Linked DNA regions of Homo sapiens: regions 2 and 3 are each linked to region 1. The links are chromatin loops, found by intact Hi-C in ENCODE. Cell type or tissue: CD14-positive monocyte. All regions are shown on one strand. Each heading gives the region's core, and the rest is flanking DNA. Links, peaks and the distances in the headings are about the cores only. Region 1 overlaps ZMIZ1 (zinc finger MIZ-type containing 1). Region 2 overlaps PPIF (peptidylprolyl isomerase F). Region 3 overlaps ZMIZ1 (zinc finger MIZ-type containing 1).

Evidence for each region. Peaks named below come from ENCODE experiments on the same cell type or tissue, not always from the same donor. Only the 100,000 strongest peaks of a DNase experiment are listed, where the experiment ranks them.
Region 2: it touches region 1 in a loop (3-fold over the local background); 20 of 110 quality-filtered maps call a loop at or near these places.
Region 3: it touches region 1 in a loop (4-fold over the local background); 19 of 110 quality-filtered maps call a loop at or near these places.

The regions. Positions count from the first base shown.
Region 1 is chr10:79,288,966-79,296,813 of GRCh38, reverse strand. It overlaps ZMIZ1 (zinc finger MIZ-type containing 1), which reads right to left. Exons shown (of 25, transcript NM_020338.4): 9 at 6,925-7,039; 10 at 5,638-5,855; 11 at 4,458-4,656; 12 at 3,161-3,433; 13 at 161-343. Among named protein-coding and RNA genes, the nearest start is that of PPIF, 55 kb to the left of the region's middle. RefSeq lists cis regulatory regions at 2,182-3,012, 2,297-3,058 and a silencer at 3,666-3,725. In CD14-positive monocyte, for the core only: a CTCF peak has its summit at 3,633 (motif pointing left); DNase peaks (open chromatin) are centred at 1,063, 2,493, 2,873 and 3,563; H3K4me3 peaks cover 450 bases; H3K27ac peaks cover 5,000 bases.
Region 2 is chr10:79,349,461-79,357,308 of GRCh38, reverse strand. PPIF (peptidylprolyl isomerase F) reads right to left here. Exons shown (of 6, transcript NM_005729.4): 3 at 7,556-7,644; 4 at 5,726-5,822; 5 at 4,917-4,992; 6 at 1,975-3,602. The coding sequence ends at 3,467. Among named protein-coding and RNA genes, the nearest start is that of PPIF, 5.9 kb to the right of the region's middle. RefSeq lists cis regulatory regions at 760-1,260, 2,720-3,220, 2,726-3,226, 2,729-3,229, 2,788-3,288 and 3 more and enhancers at 5,089-5,589, 7,592-7,848. In CD14-positive monocyte, for the core only: no CTCF peak of the experiment used is centred there; DNase peaks (open chromatin) are centred at 1,498, 2,955, 4,018 and 4,628; H3K4me3 peaks cover 3,235 bases; H3K27ac peaks cover 4,418 bases.
Region 3 is chr10:79,235,305-79,243,152 of GRCh38, reverse strand. All of the region lies in intron 7 of ZMIZ1 (zinc finger MIZ-type containing 1), which reads right to left. Among named protein-coding and RNA genes, the nearest start is that of PPIF, 110 kb to the left of the region's middle. RefSeq lists silencers at 1-286, 557-666, 717-856, cis regulatory regions at 1-421, 1-430, 1-487, 566-1,066 and enhancers at 358-1,309, 2,350-2,977, 2,978-3,606, 5,493-6,121, 6,122-6,750. In CD14-positive monocyte, for the core only: no CTCF peak of the experiment used is centred there; DNase peaks (open chromatin) are centred at 3,672 and 5,612; H3K4me3 peaks cover 754 bases; H3K27ac peaks cover 3,808 bases.

The sequences.
Region 1 (7,848 bases), core at 933-5,932:
CGAACTTCGCCCTGAACACATGGGGACGTTCAGAAATCACCCACCCCTCGCTGTCCTTGGGGCAAACACACGCAGGGTCAGAGTGATCCCGGTGGAGTTAGGGGAGTGAGGTGGTTAGGAGGGAAGGGGCCCCGTGGGTGGTGGCGAGGCTGGGACTCACCTTGTAATACTGCCCCATGTTGACCGTGGGGGGCGGGTACTGCCCGGAGCTCGGCTGGCTGGGCATCCTCTGTCCTGGGTAGTTGGGGGAGGTGAGTGGCCTCGGGGGGTTGGGGGCTGGGTACTGGCCTGGCTGGGTGGGGAACTGGCTGTTTGGTCCATATTGCTGGTTTCCATAGTTGGGCTGTGGTGGGAGAGAAAGGAGAGGGGAAACACGTTCAATGTTGCCAACGTCACATAGCCAGGTCACCTGAACAACGGGATGGGGCCCGCCTCTCCTCATTTGCTCCTGCTGTTTCCCACCCACAAAACCAGATAATGCTTTGGGCCCCTTCTCGTCCTGACATCCAGGGGCATTTTGTTCTGCCTGTCCAGATCATAGGCCACCTCCCCTTGAGGCCGTTCTTCCTGGAGCACATGTGCCCCTGAACTCCAGGGACACTTTCAGAGCCTCTTGCTCACACCATTATGAGGGGCCTGATTCTAACTCCCCCGACCTTTGTGTCTCTCCTGGTGCCTGGGTTAGGGCTGTGCTCCCCAATGTGTACCCCAATGTGACAGAGGAACACAGTCAACAGGATGCAATTCCAGAAAGGAGCCCCCTGTGCCCCTGCATTCCAAGGCTGAACTTGGGTGGCATTGTCCTCGTACTCCCCTCAGAGCAGAACACACACCTAGTGTTCAGTTCTGGGCCATCGACAACCTGCCACCTGTGCAGGAGGTGGGAGAGCCAGGTTGGTGAAGGAACAAGACAACTTCTCCCGGGACAGACAATTTAGAGAAGAGGAGAGAGCACCACCCTCCAGCCACCTTCCCTGTCTGGAAAATCAGGTGACCCTCACGGCCACATGACATCCTGTGAGTCAGTGGTTTCTTCTTCCCCATCTGAGTGTCTCTCTTGCCCAGAGGTCCTGTTGGTGGCTGTGCCCCAGTGCCTGGGAAAATACCCTTAATACTTGCTCAACAAACGAATGATGGACTTAGGGATAAATGTCAGAAAGTGTCAGTGTGGAAGAATCTACAACTCACGTTGTTGCAACATGGTGGCTGCTCTGGGTGACAGTGAGGCACCCACCACAGGAGGTATAGAAGACGTAGCTGGTGCCTACCTGCCCACCAAGCTAGAGAAGAGAGTCCTCTGTGGGACCAGATGACCCAACCCCTGTCCTAAGGCTCCAACAATTCAAATATTGTATGAACAAGCCATGGCAAGGGGAAGGAAGGCCAGTCTTCCAGACAGGATCAGGCCGCATAGGCTGTGACCACCCAGTGCTGTAGCTGGGTAGCAGCAGCACTCTATGAAAAGGATGATTAATTTAGTAAAAATATGGAGAGCCTTTGGTGTGCTCTCTTTAGGCAGGCAAGAGCCATAAGCATGGCACAGGTGCAGGTGCAGGGGTGACACCAATGACCAGGAATTCTGCTGAAGCCTCATCCGAGATTGCCTCCTTTGGCGTGGGCTAACAGATGCACCCCCAGCACAGCCAGTGGGACACTGGGATTTTGAGCACAGGGTGGCTGAGAAAAGGCCTAGAAACTGCATGGGGCCTGAGTGCCAGGAGAGGTGCCAATAGCTTGAGGCTCCCCCAAACTCAGGACCCAGGAGCCAATGGTCCTTCTCTGGCCCCTCCCTGAACTAGTGTCCACCAGGTGGAGGGTTGGGGCTTGATCCAGCTTCTTGGATGCATGAGGAAGCCCCTGACCCCCCCCCCTCTCTCTCCCCTCCTGAACTCAGAATACCTCCACTTGTTGCCAAGCCTCCCCGCCCATCCTAAGGTGGATACTGAGGGGAAATGTGCAGATCTTCAAGGAACTTAAGGTCTTTGGAATCTAAAGCCGCTGTGAACCCAAGGTGAAGGCCACAGAGCTGAGAGGAGCTAGGAGGAGAAAACTGCTCTGAGAGTGGGCATGCAAGCTGGGAGGGAGGCAGGCAGAGAGCTGGGCACACCCTGCTCAAAAAGGGGCTTGGTCGTGGGGAGCAACCAGGGCTTCACGAGGGGCATCTGCAGAGCCACGTCCCTACGTCTTCTGCAGGTAAACTAAATCCTTACCTGGGTACCCAGATGGGCCAGCTGCTGCCAGCATCATTTTCTGAGGATTTACTTGTGACACACCCTCCAGGAAGCCTGCCTTCTCTGACTCATATTGAGTTCTGTGCAGTCTGCTATGCTTCATTCCCTGGTGAGTCTCTGCTAAAAACTTTTCTTTCCTGCTAAAACCTCACTTCCCAGAGGGCAGGAGGTGTGGGTTTTACTTCCCCAAATCTTCCCCAACACCTTGGCTGAGCTGGCTGTGCAGCCCAAGAGGCAGTGCCACTTCCTATACAGTGACCAAGTGTGGATGGAAACAAGAGCTAAGAAACACGCTGTCTGCCTTCCAGTCACTTCCCTGACGGGTCAGTCCTTATAGACTGGAAACAGCTGCCGGCCTTCCAGTCACTTCCCCAACGGGTCAGTCCTTATAGATTGGAAACACGCTCTCTGCCTTCCAGTCACTTCCCCAACAGGTCAATCCTTACAGACTGGAAACACGCTGCCTGCCTTCCAGTCACTTCCCGGACGGGTCAGCCCTTATAGACTGGAAGCATTTTGTCTCAGCTCTCTTTCTTGGAGAGGAGTTGGGGAAGCTCTCATGTGGGCAGGAGGAACTAAACCCAGGTCACCCAGTTAGTGGCTGAGCCAAGACAAGAGTCACTACAGTAAGAGGAACTGCTGCTTGCTGAGTGGCGGCACATGCCAGCCCAGGGCCAAGCACTTCACGGACACCTCCTCAAGTCCCTCAAGCAGCCCTAGGAGGCAGGGTGACTGGCTCGAGGTCTTTCAGTTGGGAAACAGCAGAACCAGGTCTCAAACCCAGGAGCACCTGACCCCTAAGCCCCTGCCTCTTTGTCCAAGTGTGCTGGAGTCCAAGCCACACCCCTTCCAAAGCCGTACCCACGGCCCATGTCTTCAAGCCCAGGTGTCCCAGTTCCCACCTCCCAGGCTCCCACTGCTGCACTCACCTCTCCAGGGTATGGCCTCTTTATGTTCTGAATAGGAAGGGACTGGGGCCGGGGGCCCGGGTAGGTCTGCTGGGGCATCCGCTGCCCGTGTGTGCCAAAGGGGCTGATGCCGGGCGGCCGGGGCTGGTTCATGCCCATGGGAGGGCCGCTCATCCCCGAGGGCGTCATGCCAGCCGCCATGCTCGCGGGGTTCATGCTGCCCCCCATGGAGGCAGGCCCCCGCGGCCCGGGCTGGTTCATGAATTGGCTGTTATACGCCTGGGTGGGACCCATCTGGAAAGAGGAACAGACCTTCAACGGGAGAAGAAAAAAAAAAGAATAAAATGCCACATGCATTGAAAGTGCAGGGAGGGAAGGGTTGGGGAGGTGGAGGAGTGGGGAGGGGGCACTGTCCTGTGCGGCAGTGACTGGTGACCAACCAGGCCCCAGGGGAGCAGGATCCACCCAGGCTCACTGCTGCCCTCTGCAGCCGCACAGGAGAGATGCAGCTCAGGGGTGTTAGGGGATGGGGTGGGGTGGGGTGAGGTGGTCACTCCGATGCACAGGCAGCATTTCCAGGGAGGGAGGCAGGCAGAAAACCAGGAAAGTGTGCAGGGACAGGGAGGGGTATGGGAGGGTGGAGGTAGATGAGGGTGGAGGCAGGAGCCCGAGTGAGACTGCAGCCCCTTTCCTGGAAGCCCTGGCCCTGCCCTTGGTCCTGGGCCAGTGGAGGCACACCCTCCATCCCCAAAGTTGGCCTCAGCCCAGCTTCCACTTCTGCCCCTCTGCCCTGCAGTTCCCACCTCCTCACCTCCTGTTCTGCATTCCTATGGGGGCTCCCCTCTCCTCATCCCCTAACCCATCCTTCAGAAGGTCAGGGAGCAGCACTGGGGCCTGCGCAGACCCACAGATAGGGTGACTAGGAGGGCACTGGTCTCAGAGGCAATCCAGGAGACAGACCGGTCACAAGACTATTTTTAGACATTGAGCCCACTCCTTGGTGAGTTGGGGGCCCAGAGAGCCATGTAGAACCTTTTCCCCATATGCAGTTGTACATGAGCCACCAACACACAGAACAAACACCAGCACCCATACACCCCACCACACCCAAGCACACTGACACGCCCCATTCTAGACATGCGCCATTCTAAACACACAGACCTCCACATGCTTCCATGAAAGCCCAAATGCACCCTAATGCAGTCAGCTCTCCCAGCACACATGGCCCCATAAGCACTGACATCCCAACTCTGGTTTCCCAGGGCTGTCTGCCTGGCTGGCTGGGCAAGGCTGGACCAGGATTAGTGGGAACCCTTACCGGTCCATACTGGTTTATATCCTTGTTCTGTGTCTCCTGCAGGGCTGCCACAGTGGCCGTGGCTGTGGCTGTAGCTGTGGCTGCTGCTGCTGCCACTGCCGCTGCTGCAGCGGCTGCCGCGGGCTGAGTGAAGTCAGCAGGCGGCCTGGTGTGCGGAGGGATGCCCATGCCTGCGGGGGCGTTAGGACCCCCAGGGTAACTGCAGGGGGAGAAGGGTGGAAGAGTTAGGTACTGCCTGCATCTGAGGGGAACTGAGGGCAAGCTGTGGGCTGGAAGGGAGATGATGGAGCTGTACCCAGAACCTAGAGGGGACGGGGCCTCTTGGGATTGGCAGCCATTCATTTGTGCCACTTGGCAACGACCAGGCTGCTGTGCTCCTGGAGCCCTTGGGGGTGCCTGCACCCTCACTGCATGCTGTCGGGGCCCTGGTGAGCCCATCTTCTGAAGGACACTGAGTCTCAGAGAACCTGAGCAACTTGCCCAAGGCCCTGCAGCATTGATGGCGGAGCTGCGGCTGCAGCTGCAGGTGTTTCTGATCCCTGTGTTTAACCACCAGGTCATATAGCTGTGCCAACCCCAGGCCAGAAACCCAGCCAGGGCTGGTGAGGGCTGAGGCCAAGGTGGGGGTCTTAGGCAGGGCGGGGTGGAAAGAGGAGAATGGGCACCTCTGCTCGCCTCACACCACTCCCCAGAGCTCCATATCCTGGGAGTCCCTGCCCTTTTCTTCCCAGCCAAGGGACTCGCAGTCTCTGCATAGTTCTGCTTTCACCAATCAGCAAGGCAGAGCAGATATTCCCAGACTGCTTCACTGTCTTTGGGCAACTGGACCCCATCTATACCTGCTCTTCGACTTTCCCAATCCAGATTTTCTCAATATTTTCCTATTCATTAAAGACAAAATTTAGAGAAGGGTTGTTTTGAGGTTTTGAGGAGTAAGAATGTCACCTCTCTATTTCTACGAGTCTGACGACTGTCAGAACACAGGCCAACTGCTGCAGCGCCTTATCTGCAGGCCAGCCCTGGGAGCCAGGGATGACTGAGCCCCTTCAACTCATGTAACAACAGAGGATAACTTCTCAGGGCAGAAAGCGTGGAGCTGGGATTTAAGTGGGTCCCTCCCCACTGGAAGGAGGAAGAGGGGTGGCGTCCATGGCTTCTGCCACAGGTCAGCCCTGCTCACCTGGCCCCAAAGCCCCCGCTGCCGGGGTAGTTGGGCCGGCCATACATGCTCTGCTGGATGTAGGGCTGAGCGGGGCCAGCCTTGGCTGAGAACTGCTGCTGCTGCCCCGCAAACTGTGGGGAGTTGAGGCCTGGGTTGCTGGTGGTCATGCCCGACGCCATGGGGTTGCCGCCTGGATTCATGGGGTTGTTGGCATTGGCCATAGGGTTCCCAAGGACCTGTGGGCAGAGAAGTGGTTGTCACCTAAGGTGCTACCCGAGGCAGTGTGGAGAGGAAGAGGGATAAATGAAGAGGGGAAAGGGAGAAAGAACAAAGTGGAGGCAGGACAACAGGGAGGAGGAAAAAAATGGAGGGTGGATGAACTATTCTGAGTGTACCGGTGATAAGGAGCGGGCCTGGGCGGCAGGTGGCGTGGGGGATGAGAACGTCAGCCTTGTGATGGAACAAGCTGAGGGTATGACCAAGCCCCACAAAGCCAGTTCAAGCGGTCCCCAGGGGCTGCGCAGCCCAGTGAAGGGAGAAGAGGCTGCTCTTGTACCAGGTACCCGTGGGGAGAGCCCTGGCCATGAAGCCTACTGCCCCACAAACGAGCCTGGATGCCAGCGTCTTGTCACACAGGGGCCCCAAGGCCCCTGGCTGCTGCTCTGTGAGGGCCAAGAGGAACCCACCCTGCTAGCTCTGGAGGGCAGCAGGAGCAGGCGACAACCGGTCAGCCCAGTGGCTCCCTCCAGGGTGACAAGCAGCCCTGAGCCTTCCATGTAGCCACAGAAAAGGCTGGCAGAGGTCAGACAGGTGGGAGACTCCCTGACTGGGCAGAGGAGGAGTGGAAGAGAGAGGAAGGAATGAGAGGGAGGTGGGTCTGACTAGGGCAATGGGGAGTAGGGAGTTGTCAGAAGTCCAAGGCACAATATTTTGATGAAATCCAACTCAGGCCATACATCCAGGGTCAGAGACCTCAGACCTTGGAGCCCTGAAGCCAGTAACACAGAGGAAGTTCTCCTGTTTACCAGAGCAAATGGGCTAGGGAAGAACCCCTTGCTGTCTGTCAGATGAATGCCATTCCTCCAGAAAGGCCTTAGGATGGGGACAGTCCATAGAGGCTGCCCTCCTGAGGCGGGTGCAGAGCCTGCCAGGGGTGGAGACGTGTCCACAGCTGGGTGTGCCCTGGAAGCTGGTCTTTCCAGCAGGGCAAGGCCTGTGAGGGTGAAGAGGGCTGGTATGGCTCCAGGGGTCAAGGGACACTCCCGCCTAGAAAGAGCTGTGGCTGAGGGCAGTATAGGCTCTTACCTGGCTCTGGGATGTGTTGGTTACTCCCCAAACCGTGGTGACCACGGAAAGGGAGCCGGGAGGCTGGTTGGTGTTCTGCTGCCAAGGGACAGAGTCATAGGGGAACGACCCATCACTGCAGAGGGAGACAGAGGGAGATCTTCAGGGCCTGGCAGGCACAGACTCAAGACAGGCCATGCCCATCACCCCACCAAGTGACCGCAGCTCCCAGTCAGTCCAAGGTAACCCCCATCCGAGTCGGTACTGGACCCCCCAGGCCTGTCTCAGTGCCCAGTGCACAACAGTGTGCCCTGCATGGTGACAGGCTGTTCAGAAGTGGCCACCTTTCCCCCGATCACTGCAGAGAGCTACTTCCATGGCTGTGTGTCTCCCTGTATCCCCGAGTCCACAGGTCATGCAACTGATGAAGTGGTGTGACCTGAGGCCCAATCTGAGCTCCTCCTTCACCCGGGCTCTGACTCCACGTTGCCCTTTAGGAAGAGCCTGGGCTCCCCCAAACCACCTTACCCTTGGAACTGCTTGGTCCCTTCTCAGTACAGGCTGGAAGGGTCCGAGTCTGAGGGTGTCAGCCCTTCCCTCTACCTCCCAGCCCTTCACAGCAGCCTGGCTGCCTGGGCCATGGGAATGCAGGCTTTCTTCCGGCACCCTTCCTTCCCAGCCCCCAGCAATGTGGGTACAGGCCTACCTGCTGCACACCCTCTCCTGCCCCCACCCCGATCTCTCATGTACATTTTCCCCAAGCTAATCTCCCTCAAACACCTAAGATGCCTGGCACAATCAAAGACCTTTGGTGGCTTCCAGCATTTATAAGGCAGAGTCCAAACACACACTTAAGAATGACTTACTCCTCTGGCGGACCCCACCATTCCCTCACCCCGCTTTGGCTCTGTCCTCTCGTGGAGCTGCCCCTGCCCCTAAACACTG
Region 2 (7,848 bases), core at 1,253-6,252, 60 kb before region 1:
CCTCTTGTAAGACAGGAAAGTTCCCCAAGGGATGTCCAGCTGGCTTCACCTCTCAGAATTATTATTTTAAAATTCAGATTCCTAGATGCAAATATTCAAAAGGCGTCTCAGGTATGGCCAGAAATCTGCATGATTTACTGGCACTCTGTGATTCCTAGAAGCATTGCTTTAGGCCTTCCCAGACCTACGAAACCTTTAAGAAATTCCTTTTCATGGAGCAAGATTCTTTAGAACCCAGAAGCATATTAGAGCCTCACACATTCTCACACATGCCACACTGGAGAAGCCAGACATGAAAAAGTGAACCCTGCTCAATACCATTTCTACAAAGTTCTAGAACAGGCAAAATTACAGGGATAAGATCCAGTGGCTGCCTGGGAAGGGGCACAGAGAGAACTTTCTGGAAAGACGGAAACATTCTGTATCTTAATTTGGTGATAGATATTACTAGTATATGCTTTTGTCAAAAGTCATTGATGTGTACACTTGAAGTGACTTTTCTTGTACGTAAATATACCTCAATGAAATCATTTTGAAAAGCTATCACATCACAGAAAATAAAATTGATGTTTCAGATTTTTTTTAAAAATCGTGTGTACATGGCACCACTTATGATTACATCTATGAGTGCATGTGTAAGACTCACTGCCTCATTTATGCATGAGGTATTGAGTGCTCACTGGCCAGAAACAAGCCAGTATTTTATTTGTATATTACTTATGTTCTTGCTTTATGCAAGAAATATGACTAGGCTCAGGCCTTTGTGCAGGGAGCTCAGGGAATGAGCAGCACAGGGAACGGCCCTGCTTTCAGGGAACTCGGTTTTTAGGAGATTCCTGCATGTTTGGTGCACCCTCACCTCACCTTAGACTTCTCTGGGTGGAGATACACACACATAGACACACACACATACACGCGTGCACACACACACACTCTCCTCAGCAAGAAGGAAACACAATGACTAAACATAAGCCCCAAAAGAGGAAACTCCAGAGGGAGTGAAGCTGTGGGCTTTGACCTCAGAGATCAGTTGTGCTCTGAATGTGTGTGGCCTGAGAACCTTTGGCAATATGTCCCCCAAGGCACCTGTGCATTCTCGAAGGCCCCCAACAGAAATCCCTGCAGACTGCCAAAAACCCTGGATTCTAGCCCGTTTTGCCAATTGATTCACAGGGTCACATGGGACAATCATAATCCCTCTTGGGGTCTCAGTTTACCCATCTGTAAAGTGTTGGACTGGATGAGAAATTACTAATTATGATTTGGCTCAAGATCCTATTCTTCAAATGAAATCCCTTACAGAACCCCAATATAAATGGAGGGCATCTATGACTGCAAATGGGGTTCAGGGGCCCATGCTCCTTGTGTCCTCCTTGTCTGCTTTGAGGACTCTTAACGCTCTTGATAATTGTTTTAAGACTACTTGTCCTACTGAAACTGACTTCATGGGAACTCTCCATGACTCCAAATGACCCGACCCCAGTCACCATGACCTCAGAGTGACTCCATTAACCTAAGACTACACATAACCTCACTCAGGGAACCCCAGTGAGAAATAATTCTGTTAGATGCCCTCAAAAGGGCCCAAATTTCCTCTGAGAACTGCCTGCCTGACCACTCAACTGCCGGGCCACACCACAGCCCTGTCTACCTAGGGAAGCTCTTACCTCCAATCCTGCCTTCCCTGTGAATTTGGAAACACCTAGAAGTCAATTCCAAATGGAACTGGCTTATCCTAGGAAGTCCACTCCTAACCTCAGATGATGGAGGCTCCTTTGCTCTGGCATCCCTCCTCCTTCCTAAGACCCTGACAGGGGAAAGGTCATCATCCTTGTCACTCCAGAGTGCTTAGGAAGGTGCGCCAGACACTGCGTTATGCACTTCACGTGGATCACCACCCTACGAGGTGGGCCTTATTGTTAACCCGTGTTAGGATTCTTGTATTGCTATAAAAAAATACTTGAGACTGAGTAATTTATTATTAAAAAGGTTTAATTGGCTTATGGTTCTGCAGGATGTACAGGAAGCATGGTGCTGGCATCTGCTCAGCTTCCAGGGAGGCCTCAGGAAGCTTATGACCATGGCAAAAGGTGAAGGGGGATCAGGCATGTCACATGGTGAAAGCAGGAGCAAGAAGGGGGCAGGGGGAGGTGCCACACAATTTTAAATGACCGTATCTTGCAATAATTCACCATCAAGAAAACAGCACCAAGCCATGAAATACCCGTCCCCATGATCCAAACACCTCGTAGCAGGCCCCACCTCCAGCACTGGGGATTACAGTTCAACATGAGATTTGGCTGGGGACAAATATTCAAACTATATCGCCTCCTTATGCAGCTGAGGGAAACAGACTTGGGGTCACTAAGGGGAGGAGCTGGGATTCAGGGTGGAGCCAGTGCTCATGGCATAGGCTATGGGTGCTAAGGTCGTTTGTCTGAGCCTCATCTCTAAGGCAGGGAGGACAAGTTGCCAGCACGATGACATGAAACCATCCACATGAACGTCCTGAGCATGGCATCTGCCACGGCGAGCTCAGTAAAGATCAGCTCCAAGTCACAGACCCCTCTTCCAGAAACCAGGTACCAGTCTTCCATAGAAAATAGGATTTATTTTCACATTTAAGGTGAACACAAATCCATGTTCCAGAAATGTTTTATGCATAACACATCATGAGTAGATTGAATTTCTTTAACACACAGAAAAATCAAAGCCTACCAGGAAATGCTTCCCTCCGGAGCACAGGAGCTTACAGGCCACTTCTGTTAGCAACACAGGAATTCACATTGTCTAGGCACAGCTCAAGTGAGGTTTGTTCCCAGGTTCAACTGCTCCTACCCCCATGGGCCCTCCTCAAAAACGACAGCAGCAAACCAACAGGCTTCACAGTAACCAGGAGGAAAGATCTCAGCGGGGGAACCTTCACAAAAGCCCTGAGTTGTGTTTCAAAAGCCAAGCTCTGGGGTCTGTGGCCTGTGTCACCAACTCAGGTCACACCACAGCACGGGGAAGTTAGTGTTGCAGTTTCACTTCTAGTCAATCTTGTTAATTAAATTATCCCAATTAGGAAGACAATATTAAACAGGTATTAGAGTCCTTTTGCAAAACTGACTGTCCCCCTTGGTCAAGGAAAAGACTTTCACTTGGATGGCAACCCATCACCATCACCATGTCCAAGGCACAGATGAATCTGGGCTGGGCAATCACAGGCAATGCTTGACAAGGGGTGGGTGACATCATGTCCACAAAGATGCCCAGAAATGAGGTCGTGAGGAAGGGTGGGTATTAGGAAGCAATGTGGTGGGTCCTGGCCGAGGTCTAACATCCCTAGCAGCCTTCCTCAGGCACACTGTGACAGTGGAGTGGGCACACGTATCGTTTCAGGCACCTTGGCTGACAGCCCAACGCGGCCACCTGGGTGCATGGACATTTGCAGCTGCCACCATGCCAGCACCCTGGCCACAGATTAGCTCAACTGGCCACAGTCTGTGATGACAATCTTCTTGGATGTCCTCCCACTCTTAGAGCCGAAAGATTCTATTTTCTTCACGACGTCCATGCCCTCTTTGACGTGACCGAACACAACATGCTTGCCATCCAACCTGTGAGGACGGGTGACCCGGGTGAGCAACAGTGTAGCGCAATGTCATCCAATGCCATGGACCTGGTCATGGAATTAGTTACCGAAAACAGCAATTCTGAAAAGAATCCCCATGGAATAGCTAGATCTACCCCCAAAGCTCGATCAAGCCTTGTTGAGCGCCCCAAATACACCCCAGAGGATGCCTGGCTTCCAGGACACATTCTGTCACTCATGTTGTGACCTTGCCTCAGGCCATGTAGCCTGAATCCTGGTAACCCCATCTATCAAAAGTGGAGTATTCTTTGTTCTGCATGGGGAGGTAACAGGATACTGAAATGCTCTGAAGAAAGAAGAAGTCCATACAAATGGAACCACGTTAACGGTCATGAATGATGAGTCAAGAGTCAAAGGAACAAGGGTGGTGAAACTGCAGGAGTCCTGGGCAGCTCTCAACCCGAGAGAGTCCAATAATGTAAAAGGCGGCTCAGTCCAGCTCCAGCGAAGCTGGCGTGGTTCCAGCCAAGAGCAGAACTGCAGGATCCACTGGGGTCCCATGAAGGAGCAAAGAGCAGGCTGAGCCAGCAAGGACCTGCCCAGCCCTGCCGGCCACATCTCTTGGGCTTGGAGGCTGGACACTTCTAGTGTCTGCCCCACCTAGGTCTCCCTAAAATCCTCGGAAATGGGCTTTACCAAGTCAGCTCCCAGCCAGTTCATCCCCAGGTGCCCCAGGGCTAGGACATTTGGGACTCTGGCCAGAGAAATTTATCCCTTAGAGGAAAATGTACCAGGAAAGAGACATCCCTAAAATCCATGGGCATTGAAAACAGGGCCCTTACAGGCCTGTGGCTATCTGCAGGTTTATGATAATACAGAGGCTTCATTTGGAAATTTGCTGATATCCAAATGTCTGCTGCAGCATTGCCAAGGCTCAGCCCATGGTCAAGACAAGCCTGGGAAACTCCAGGTTAAAACCACACAAGTGGGCTTCTACTCAGTCCCTCCTGAGGCCTCATAATATGTTTTGCAACATTTCCCAAATGTATCTGGTAGAGAAACCCTTTCGTGTGTGCGTGTGAGCAGAACACACTCAGAAAATTCCAGGTGACAGCAACAATGGGAACCCGAACCATGACAGAGTTGCAGGAACAACCCCAATTCTCCCTTGATCCTTCCACTAACTTTCTCTTTCTCATACAAACACACAGCCTGGGAGAGGGCCACTGTCCCAGAGCAGAAGGCCTGGCTGTAAACTGCCTGCCCCTAAAAGTGCACGAATCCTCCTCCAGCTGCAAGGCTGCCCGCATTCCCAGAGGGCCTGGGGCAGGGAACTCACCAGTCTGTCTTTATGGTGCAGATGAAGAACTGGGAGCCGTTGGTGTTAGGACCAGCATTAGCCATGGACAGGACACCTGCAAAAACCAGCAGGGCTGAGCCACGCTGCCCCTGGAGGCACCTGCCTGGGAGGGCATTTGAAAGGGCAGACGGTGCAAACCACACCAGGGACATTCGAGTCTGCAGATCCTGGGACCCAGAAGAGGAGAACCAGGGCCCGATACCAGCCCCCCAGGGTATGCCTGCCTTTGCTGCCTGCTAGTTCTCAGTGGGGTGGCCTGAGAGGACAGGGCCTTGTGGAAGCTCTCAGTGGTAGAGCTGGGGCGGGACCTGGGGCAGGACCCCAGGACCTGACCTCCAGACATCTCCACATTCTACCTTGGGTCTTATAGGTGACACGATGCTGCCACAATAACCACTCTGGCTTCCAAACCATTTGCTTTTTATCTAAGCAAGATTTTAAATAATCCTCAAAGGACCTAAGGACCATTCTGCAACAATTCTAAGTGTCCTAGAATTTCCAACCCGAAACTCAGAGGACAAACAGGGAGGTGGCCAGGGCCTCCATTCTGCTTAAAGGTTCTTCCACAAAGTTCCCAAAGGAAACCCTGCTTTTTAAACTGAGAGATGAGAAAACTCTAGGGAAACTCAACAAGCCAGAAATGCTGAGACAGCCTACAGTGTCGCAGGGAGGAAGGAGACTCATCAGATACTGGACGGTGACTGCATGTGGCCTCTCAGGGCCTGCTGGGGCTTCCAGGCCAGGTCAGAGCTGTGGGGACACTCACCCTAGAGGAGGCCCCCACTCACCTGGCCCCACGTGCTTCAGTGTAAAGTTCTCGTCAGGAAAGCGGCTTCCGTAGATGGACTTCCCGCCTGTGCCATTGTGGTTGGTGAAGTCGCCCGCCTGTGAGCACAAAGCACCTTCTGAGTGGCTACCATGGAGCAGGCGGGGGCCACGGCCCTGGCGCTGGCAGCAGCCTCAGCCCACCCAAGCCCACCCAGTTGGCGCCCCTCAGGTAAAGGGGTCAATAAACATCCAATAAAATAAGAGCTAATAATAAGAATAATAAGCAAAAAAAAAAAAGACAAAACTTAAATATCTTTTGTCACCGTAACTACCTTTGTTTCCAAATGACTTACTTTTTGTCTGAGCAAATTTTTAAGTAATCTTCAAAAGACCTAAAGGCCATTCTGAGATGATACTTAGTGACCCAGAATTTAACCCACTCCTCCTGGAGGGCAACAAGGAAGAGGCCAGAGGCCCCCCAGTTCCCGAGTCTAGTCTGTGGGAGTACCAGCAGCTGGTCCAGACCAGCTCCCCAGGCCGAGTCCCCTCACTGTCCGCGCACTGCCCCTTACCCAGCCCAGCAGCTTTCCCAACCCTTGCAGACCCAGGACAGAGTCTGCCCAAGGCTGACATCTTTCCTCAGGCCTCAGCTAAGGCCCAGGCAGCCGTGGCCAAACCTGCATGGGGCACCCATGGCCAGAAGAGCCTGGTAGCAGCCCCTATGCCTAGCGCTGCCCAGCCCAGGCCATGGCTGGCTGCTGTTTTCCTGAGATGGGATCCGTGGGTAAGAGAGGGGAACTGACCAGCCCAGCTGAAGCATCCACAGGTGTCAATTAGGTGCTCCCTAATTGATATCCCTCCCAACGGATGACTCAGGACTCTGGTCTGGACTCCCGGTGCCACCGCCTTGTGCCAGGGAGCCCTCCCGCGCTGGAGTTCCCACCCTGGCTCAGGACTTCCACCTCAGCTCCTACTTTACCATCAGCCTTAGGGCTGGGCCAGGCCTGCCGTCCCTGTGTTCACCCCGTATCCAGGCTTCGCCGCACATAGACGTCCAGTCCCAACCCGCTGCCACTTACCACGGTACGATGACGGCCACTGGGTCAGGGTGGAGGGAATGGGGAGAGAATTCCAGGCAGGAAGGTCTTCAAAGAGGTCATGACAGCCATGCCCCTGCCTCCAGGCTCTGCCTGCCCAGGACACCCAATCCCTGATCTTGAAGGTCTGTGCTAATAGAAGACCAGCCCCAACACCACCTGGGTCCTGACCCACAGGAAGCTCCTGCTACAACACCTACCCCCAAACCTCTGACACAGCAATACCAATGCTTGTGAAAACTGAGCATGACACATGACCGAAAAACATTCATTTCACCGAGAATAATGCCTTTCTCTGGGAAGGGAAGCCCCAAGTCCTGGCGTGTGTGTTCCTGCCCTGGACCTGTCTTCCTCCTCCGCCTCCTCCACTTCTCTCTCTCCCTCTCTTATCTCCCACACCAGTGCTCAGGGGCACACAGGGGACAAGGTCAGAGACCACTGGAATATGCTGGCTCTTCAAAGTCTTCAAGGCCACCCCCAGCACATCCATCTCCCAACCCAGCTCTCTCTTGATAGACTCCACCTCCCAGTCCCCCGGGCAGGGCCTGCCACTGACCTGGAGTGGCAGCGGGTTGGGGCTGGGCTTCCATGTGCAGTGAAGCCTGGATACAGGGCTAATGCAGGGAGGGCAGCCTGGCTGACAGAGCAACTGCAGCTGCTCTGCTCAGCACCTTCCTCATACCAGGCATCTTCACACACCCACAAGGCAGCTCCTGCTCTCATCCCCCCTTACAGAAGAGGAAACTACATTACCTGGCACATGAAGGAAGGGATCACCCTGTGGAAGGTGGAGCCTTTGTAGCCGAAGCCCTTCTCACCAGTGCACAGGGCTCTGAAGTTCTCTGAGGGTCGAAGAGAAACACAGGTCAACAGGGCCAGGCCCCAATTCCAGGGTCATACCCGTTCCAGCCAAAATCCCTGCTACATCCCCAGCAGTGAACAGGGGGATAAAGACTCTGGCCCACCTCTTGGGTCTGCTCTGCCCAACTCGCTATGTAACTGGACAAGTCACTCCCCTTCCCTGTCCTCAGTACCTGAGCACTGTG
Region 3 (7,848 bases), core at 1,175-6,174, 54 kb after region 1:
GGGGGAGGCCAGGCCAGCCGCGGCGGGGGGAGGGGAGGGAGGAGGAGGAGGAGCGCGGGAGGAAGATGAAAGGCGAGCAGACCTGCCTTGGCGTCTCCAGGGAGCCCCGGCTCGCGCGCGCCCTCCCCGCCCCGCGAGCCTCGCCGTCCGCACCCCGCCCCCCAGCCCGCCGCCCGCACTCACTCGCGCGCGCAGACCGTCAGCCCAGCCACTTCGCTGCGAGGGAGCGCGAGCGAGTATGAATCGGAGGCAGCTCACATTTCAAACTTGCACGCAGGGGTGGTGCTGGTGCACGCCGCTGCCGAGCGAACGCACGACCCGACGAGCAGCACTCCAGCCTCCGGGCGGGGGCGGCGACGAGGCCCCTTTCCTTCCCCCGCCCAGGCAATTAATTGGAAGCAACACTTGTGCGAGTGGGGCTCCCGGAGCGCTGTCGCCCGAGGAGGCCGCCGGGAAGGCGCTGGCGGTGGATGACTTCGGGTGTCTCCCGCCCCCCAGCGAATCCTCCCAAGTGGGCATGCTAATGAGGGTCCACGGCGGGGAGGGGGTGGAGGAGGGAGCTGAACTGGAGGGGGCCTCGGCCGGGGGGAGGGGAGGGGAGGGGAGGGGAGGGCGGGGCTAGGCATCCAGATTAAATCTCGGTTTAAAGGATTTTCGGAACGGGCTACGGGGTGGAGAAGGTAGGCGGCCCGGCATCTTACTTCCCTGACCCTGGGTGCCCTGGCACCCCCGGGATTCCCCGAGCGAGGGGCCCAGGACAGGGTGAACACGCGCACGTACGCTCCCGCTCCCCGACTTCGGGGAGTTCCTGTGACCAGGAGCTGGCGGCAGGAGGGAAGCCGGGGGCGGCTGCGCGCGGCCCTGCCCCGCCCCGGGAGCTGCTGCCTTCCTGACATTGCATCCTGTGGTGGCCGAGGCCTCTTCCTTCCAGCCAGTCTGTCGCAAGGGCTCCGGGCTTTCAGCGCTTGCTCACCCCCCACCTCTCTGCCCCTTAGACACCCCTGGAAGCCCACCTGCTGTCCCACCTCCAGAGATCTTCGCCCCTTCCTCTTTCGTGGGCACTCCCTGTCATCATTACCCCCTCGGGAGAAACTGTATTTTATAGCTCCCTCCCCCAGCCCCACCCACCTGCCTGTGAAAGTTGCTTGTGTGGTGACCTAACTGCCCCAAACACTTAGGAAGGTAAGTGAGTCCCCATCATTCATCCCCAAAGAAGGGCAGCCATGACTGTCTTTAAAATCTCCTCTGTATTGGACTGCCGTGCCCTGCTGCCCTGGCCAACACCGGGAGCTGACCAGGTTCACTGGCCTTTGAGGTGACATCTCCTGACTCCATCCCCTCTTCTCAGCCTCAGCCTCTGGCTGGCCCCTAAACCTTCCTGCCGGCCCTGGAAGTTGCTGGGACAAATCACTTATCTAGAAATAATGTTCTTGCTCCTTGTTTGACATAAATCGTTAGCAGGCTCTAATCCCACCCACTGCCACTTGAAATATCGCTTTCAGGATGGCATTTGAAAATGCAGTTGTCATGGGCTTTCCCTCCGAGAAGCTGGTTAAATGGATTAATTCGTACTTCATAACTTGAGCCTTTTGGACACGAACTAGCTTCCTGCAAGAGAAATTAATTGGCATCCCCTTACTGGCAGGCCAACCCCAGGGCAGCCAGGGGAAGGACTTCCCTTCAGCTTTGCACAAATTCCAGGCTCTGCTTATCCTCACCTCCATCTCATCTCCTTGTAGGTTATTATGGCTTCTTTGGGGACAGTCATTTACTCACTGAGACATTCACTGGGGCCCTGCCCTCCCAAGCAGCACCGCAGGCAGGGGTCCAGTGAAGACTCGCCCATCTCCCCACTGCAGATCCTCCAGATGACTGACCTACTCTAAAGCCCACTGCTCAGCAAATGACACCCAGAAAACAGATGTGGTGGGACAATATGGCTCACGTGTTCCAAGAGAACACTGAGATGGATGTACCTAAGATCTGGTTTCTACTGTTAATCTGGTTTTTAACAATGTCAACACTTGGACCTCCATTATCCAGAATCCAAAGAGCCACTATCTGAAATAACCAGAACACAAACCCTTCCCCATTCTGTGCAATGGCAGTTCACTATTCTAATCTGATCCTTAGTGCTTTCTGAGCCACCAAAGACCCGCATGTTTGGGACTTCCAAATTCATTTTTGAGATATCCTATATGTGTTGGTACCATGTGGCCAGCCCCAGGAGCTGAGTTCAGCAAAACCACTTTGGTAGGTTGAGCCAGAATTTGGACTGGAATTGAGCAGAGGTTTATACCAGAGGGGGACAGACCTGGTGGCATTGCCCAGGAAACTTCAATAAAGACAACCTGCCAGTCTCCCTACCCCATCTCCCTGTTCTCCCAGGTACCCACTCTGGTAAGTCATAGGGTGGGGCTGGAGAAGAGAATTAATATACGCTCCTCCGGCTTGAGACCAGAGATTTTAGACTTTCCCCAGGTAAGCAAAAAAAAAAAAAAAAAAAAAAAAAAAGATAAATACTCTTCACTAGATTTACGTAATTAGGAAAACAAATTGTTTTCAAGCATCCATTCACCAGACTGCACGGGAGGCCTTCAGGCCAAAGCTGGGGTTTTCAGATGCTAATTTCAAGGCTCTCTCTGGCCCACTTGGTTAGCAAACTCTTTCTAGTTACACGCCTCCGGTCTACAGAAATACGGGCACTCCAACCAGTCTCTGCTTCAGAGGGCCTTCTCCACTTGTTCCGAGTTCCAACTCCACTTCTCCAACTTCCAAAGATTTGCTCAAAAGCCTGGGGCCCAAAGCAGCCCGCTCCACCCCCTTGATAAGGATCTACAGCAAAGAGGCCGCAGACAAAGGCGCTCTCCACCTCAGCTCACAGGCACTTGGTGAGCTCTCTGAGTGACCTCGGCAAGGGGGGCATAGCCCCAGGGGAATGACTTGGGAGAGAGAAGAAAGGAAGAAGAAAGGGCGAGCTGCAGCCCCCGCGCTGCGGCTCCTTGATGAATGCCCGCCAGCGCTTGGGAGGCCTGACGCGAGGATCAATAGCGGGTGGCTTTTCTCGCGGGTGTTTGAACTCCTCCTGCCGTGGGCCCTGGCGAGGAGGAGCCGCCGATAAATCACGGCGCTGCAGCCGGGAAGGCAGTGGTGGCTTGCTCGGGAGAGCAAGGGGAGGGAGGATGCTTTACCCAGCTGGAGGAGCCTGCCATGCGGAGCCTGCCTCTGCAAGACCAACTGGGTGGGGTTGGGGTGGGGGCGGGTGGGGACCCTTCCAGTCAAGCTGGGGGCGCAGACAGGGGCCTTCTCCAGGGCTCCCCTGTTTACCCACAGAGGGATGGGCTTCCTGGATCCTGTCCCAGCATTACCCAGTAAAAAGAATCAAGCCACCTAGGATGTAGGTCACCCAGGGGTCAAAGTGGTTCTGGGCTGGGTCACCTCCTGTATAAGGCTTTGCATAGTGGGAGGCCTGGGGGCTGAGAGGCCACTAGCAAGGAAAGACAAGCATACAAAAGCCAGGCTCCCTCTGACCGCTTAGAGGGAGAACAATGAAGCCAGGGACGGCTCTGCTGGGTGCTGGGTTCTGAGACACAGAGCTCTTCTTCAGGCAGGGTCTGCTGATTCAGCAGGGCTGAGCAAGGATCCTATGACTCGGAGATGTCACCCATGCGGGCGTAGGCGCTCAGAGGGAGGGTGAGGTGGACAAGGAGGCCCCAGCCACGTGTCCACGTGAGAGTGACAGGCATGAGCTCAGGCCCTGGGAGCTGCCTGGGCCATCCACCTTCACATCCCTGGTCCTTCTCAGGACACGTGGGAGTGTAGAGCATAGAGTGGGCATTCAACAAATGGATGCACACATACCGGGGACCTGGCATGGAGCAGCTATCACACAGCCAGCTCAGTTGCCCAAGGAAGGCTCAAACAGCAGCCCTGGGGCATGAGACAACTCAGGGGCTCTGCCTCCAGAGACCCCTTCCTGGGGCTTCTGCCAACCTCTGAGGGGTCAGGGCATAAACTCTCATGTGTCTTTATGACACTGTTCTCTCTGTCCCCACTCCCTTTCCCCCCTCATCCTGGTCAACCTCCTCAGGTCTTCACTTAGTCTTTAAGATGAAAGGGACAGTTGCGGTTGAGCTCCTGGCCAATGCAGGCATCCCCACCAGACCTCAGAACCCCTCCTGTGTCCACACACGGGGTCACAGAGCTAGGGGCCCAAGCAGGATCCTGGCCTCTGCTCTCCTGGTGTAATAAGCAGCTCATGGTTACTGAGAGCTTGCTGGTTGGCAGGCACACTTCCAGGCATTTTCCAAGTATTAACAATCCTCACCACCAGACCTTTCTGACAGGAGCTATTTCCACTGTACAGAAACTAAAACAGAGGCGCAGGGAGGTTTAGACAATTTGCCCAAGGGTTTAAATGACTTGGCAATCCAGTTCAAAAGTATGCATTGATAACCATCACATATTCCCAAGGTGGGAGTCTAGGATCCAGAGAAGGAAGGTGACCTCCAGGTCACACAGTCAATTAGAGCTGTGATGAGAGCTCATGCCCCCAACTCCGTTTTATATTCTTTCCCTCATACCACATTACAAATACTGAAATAGTTCTTGCTTCATTGTGTTTCTTTTTAGAGTTTAGCATCTATGCATTTGTAAGCATTTGTGTGACATTTTGAGTTTGCTGGGGCTCCACCTGAGTGGGGGACAGGGACACGATGCACAGTGAGACCTCCATGCCTCTTAGCCTCCTGCCACTCTACCCCGCTCCCCTTCCTGGGCGTATCCTCCAGCAGGGCCACTCATCCTGGACCCAGGCTGCATTCCCAGAAGTCTGCATTTGGCTTCCACCCAAATCCTATAATCGTTTCATTTTGAAAACAATACCACCCGGTGCCCCACACCTCCACTCAGTACCTCCGAGAAGTTCTACAAGGGCAAGGTTACTGGGGTTCCAGGAAAGCATCCTGCCAGGCTAGAGGAGAAGAGAGGATTCTGAGGGGAGGGGGCACGTGAACCAGACACAAAATGATCATTCAGAGGAGCCTGCTCAGCTACCTGCTCAGCCCCAGGCTACCGAGCGGGGAGGGGGCAAGCGGGGAGCCGGTAGGGCTTGGGGCTGCCCCCAGGGCTAGGGCGGAGACAGGAAGGAACTGGCCATGCTCTCCTGGCTAACTGAGGCGCTGCAGAGGGAAGGGAGGAGCCTGGATTTGGAGGCTGAGGCTCAGGAAACAAGTTCTGACTAGCTGGTGGCCCTGACGAGCTGTTAGGCTTTCAGAGCCTCGACCTCCTCCTTTGTAAAACAAGGGTGAGACCACCTAACACCAGGTCCTAGGAAAGACCAATTGAGAAGCCATGGTGTTAGGGAGTGAACTGTGTCCCCACAAAAAATGTTGAACTCCTAACCCCCAGAACCTGTGAATGTGTCTTTATTTGGAAGGAAGTAGGGCCTTTGCAGATGACCACGTTAAGATGAGGTCATTAGGGTGGGCCCTAATCCATCAGAACTAGTGTCCTTATAAAAAGAAGTTTAGACACAGAGACATGCATGCAGGGACAATGCCACGTGAAGACTGAAGTTATGTTGCCACAAGCCAAGAAACTACCAGAAGCGAGGAGAGAACCTTGGAGAAGATCCTTCCCTAGAGCCTTCTGAGGGACCTTGGCCCTACTGACACCTTCCTCTGGGCTTTTAGGTCTCCAGAACTGTGAGACAGTGAATCGCTATTGTGTAAGCCACCCGCTGTGTGGCACTTTGTTATGGCAGCCTTAGCAAACTAAAATGGAGGATCCGTTAAAACCTAAGTCACAAAACATTCTTCTGCTTAAGACCCTTCCTCATGTTGCTCTGGCCCCGTTGGTGTAAAATGCAAGTCCTTGTGGCTGAGCCCCCCGCGTGACCCAGCCTCCAGTCTCCGTCATCTCTCTGACCTCATTTCCCTCCAGTCCCCCTCGGCTTACTCTGGTCCAGCCTCGATGCCCTTCTAGCTGTGAATGCACCCGATGCACCTCCAGGGTTCTGCCAGGAATGCTCTTCTCCAGGTGGCCCTGGCTCCATCCCCACATCCCCGCATCCTGCAGGCTTTCCCTCGGGGGACCCCTTGACTGGGGAGCCCCCGCCACCACACTGACCACAACTCAGCCCCCTCTGACATGCCTGTGAGTCTCCTGACGTGGCTTTGTCCTTAGCATTGTTGGCTGGTGTATTTCAATTATTTACCTTGTTTAATGCTGTCTCCCTCACTAAAAGGCAAGCTCCATGTCAACTGGGACTTTAGTCTGTTTTGGATGTGTTATATTGACAGTATCTAAAATATGCCAGGCAGATGCTTTATAAATATTAGCTGTATGAATGAAACAAGGACCAGCTGCCTGAATGAATGAGTGAACCAAGAATGATTGAATGCACAGTGAACAATCACAGCCTCTAAGGGTGTGTGGTGGCCCTGCTGCCCTGCCCGGAGCCTAGGTCTCTGACCTGCTTCCTAGAACGTGGGTTGTTTCTCAGGGGCAGGCAGCCTGTTCAGACAGGAAGCTCAGGCTGGTTAACAAAGGGGCTGCTGGAGGTGGTGGGGAGCGCGCCACCCAGGTCTCTAATGAATCTCTTCCCATTGATTTCTGGAGTCGCCTTTGAAGGGAAGAGACGGCAACGGCAGCTCGAATGTCCGTGCCTCAGCAGTCCTGGGGTTTCATTGCTTCTCCCAGGACACAGCTTTGATGGGGGCTTCCGAATGGCCCCAGGGTTGGACTGACATAAGCTCTCTGCAGTTGGAAATGCAGTTTGCCTTCCTGCCGGACTGTCTGCCTGCCTGGCTGTGCGGCACACCTCCCTGTCTGGGCTGGAGCAGCCAAATTCTGTTCCTGATGCTTCCCAGACAAAGGCTCACAAGGCAGCTGAGCACAAAGCTTCCACTTTGCAGCGGAAGAAAGTGAGGCTCACTTTGGGAAAAGATTTGGGGCCACTCACACACTCTGGCCCAGGCTGCAGGACCAGGCAGGGCTACTATACCAGGTGTCCCAGCCACCATCGGACCCATCGTGCCTGGAAACCATGTGTGGCCTATTCCTTCCAGCCCCTTTCTTGACAGAGCCTCTACTTATCCATTTGCAATCAAGCCAGCTCAATCGACATCAGAGTAAAGAGGCCCTTGTTTCCCTCTTCAAATGAGGAAACTGAGGTTCAAAGAGGAGGCAGGGACTGCCTCCAGTCACATGGCATATTAATTGTAGAGCCAGGACTAGAACCCCAGACTCCTGGCTTGTTCCACGGCCCCAAGCTGTCTATCCTGGCACTGTATTCCTGCCAACTGTAGCGTCCAGGGCATGCCCTGCAAACTGCAAAGTGCTAGGCAGATACGCTCTTCTAAAGGACTCTTGCCCATCAGTTGCCTCTTTTTTCCCAGCACAGTGTGGGATTCTGATGGGATGGGTCCATCCTACCCGGTACCTCCTGCTCACAGGGAGGTCAGGGCTAGACCTGGACTTGTCGGCTCTTTCCCTCACCTACTGTGGGAATCACATGCATCCTGAAGATGGGTGGGTGAACCTGATTTGGGCTCAAAGAAGGAAGGAATTTCTGACAGTCAGGGCTGCCAGGGAGTAGCAGGGAGCAGCCTGTCACCTGAGGCATATGAGCTGAGGATGGAGAATTGCAGAAGGGACCCTGTACTGGTGGGCTTATGGCTTCTGAGGCCTGCTGTAGGGTGCTAGGAGAGGTAAAAGGAGGAGAGGTGGTTGAGAAGCAAGCCCGAGCACCTCGGTGTGCTCTGGGCAGCAATTGCGCGGTTTTAGGAACCTCCCAAGCCCATGAAAAGTTTGCCAGGAGTCCTTCATCACCCGGTGCAGCCTTCC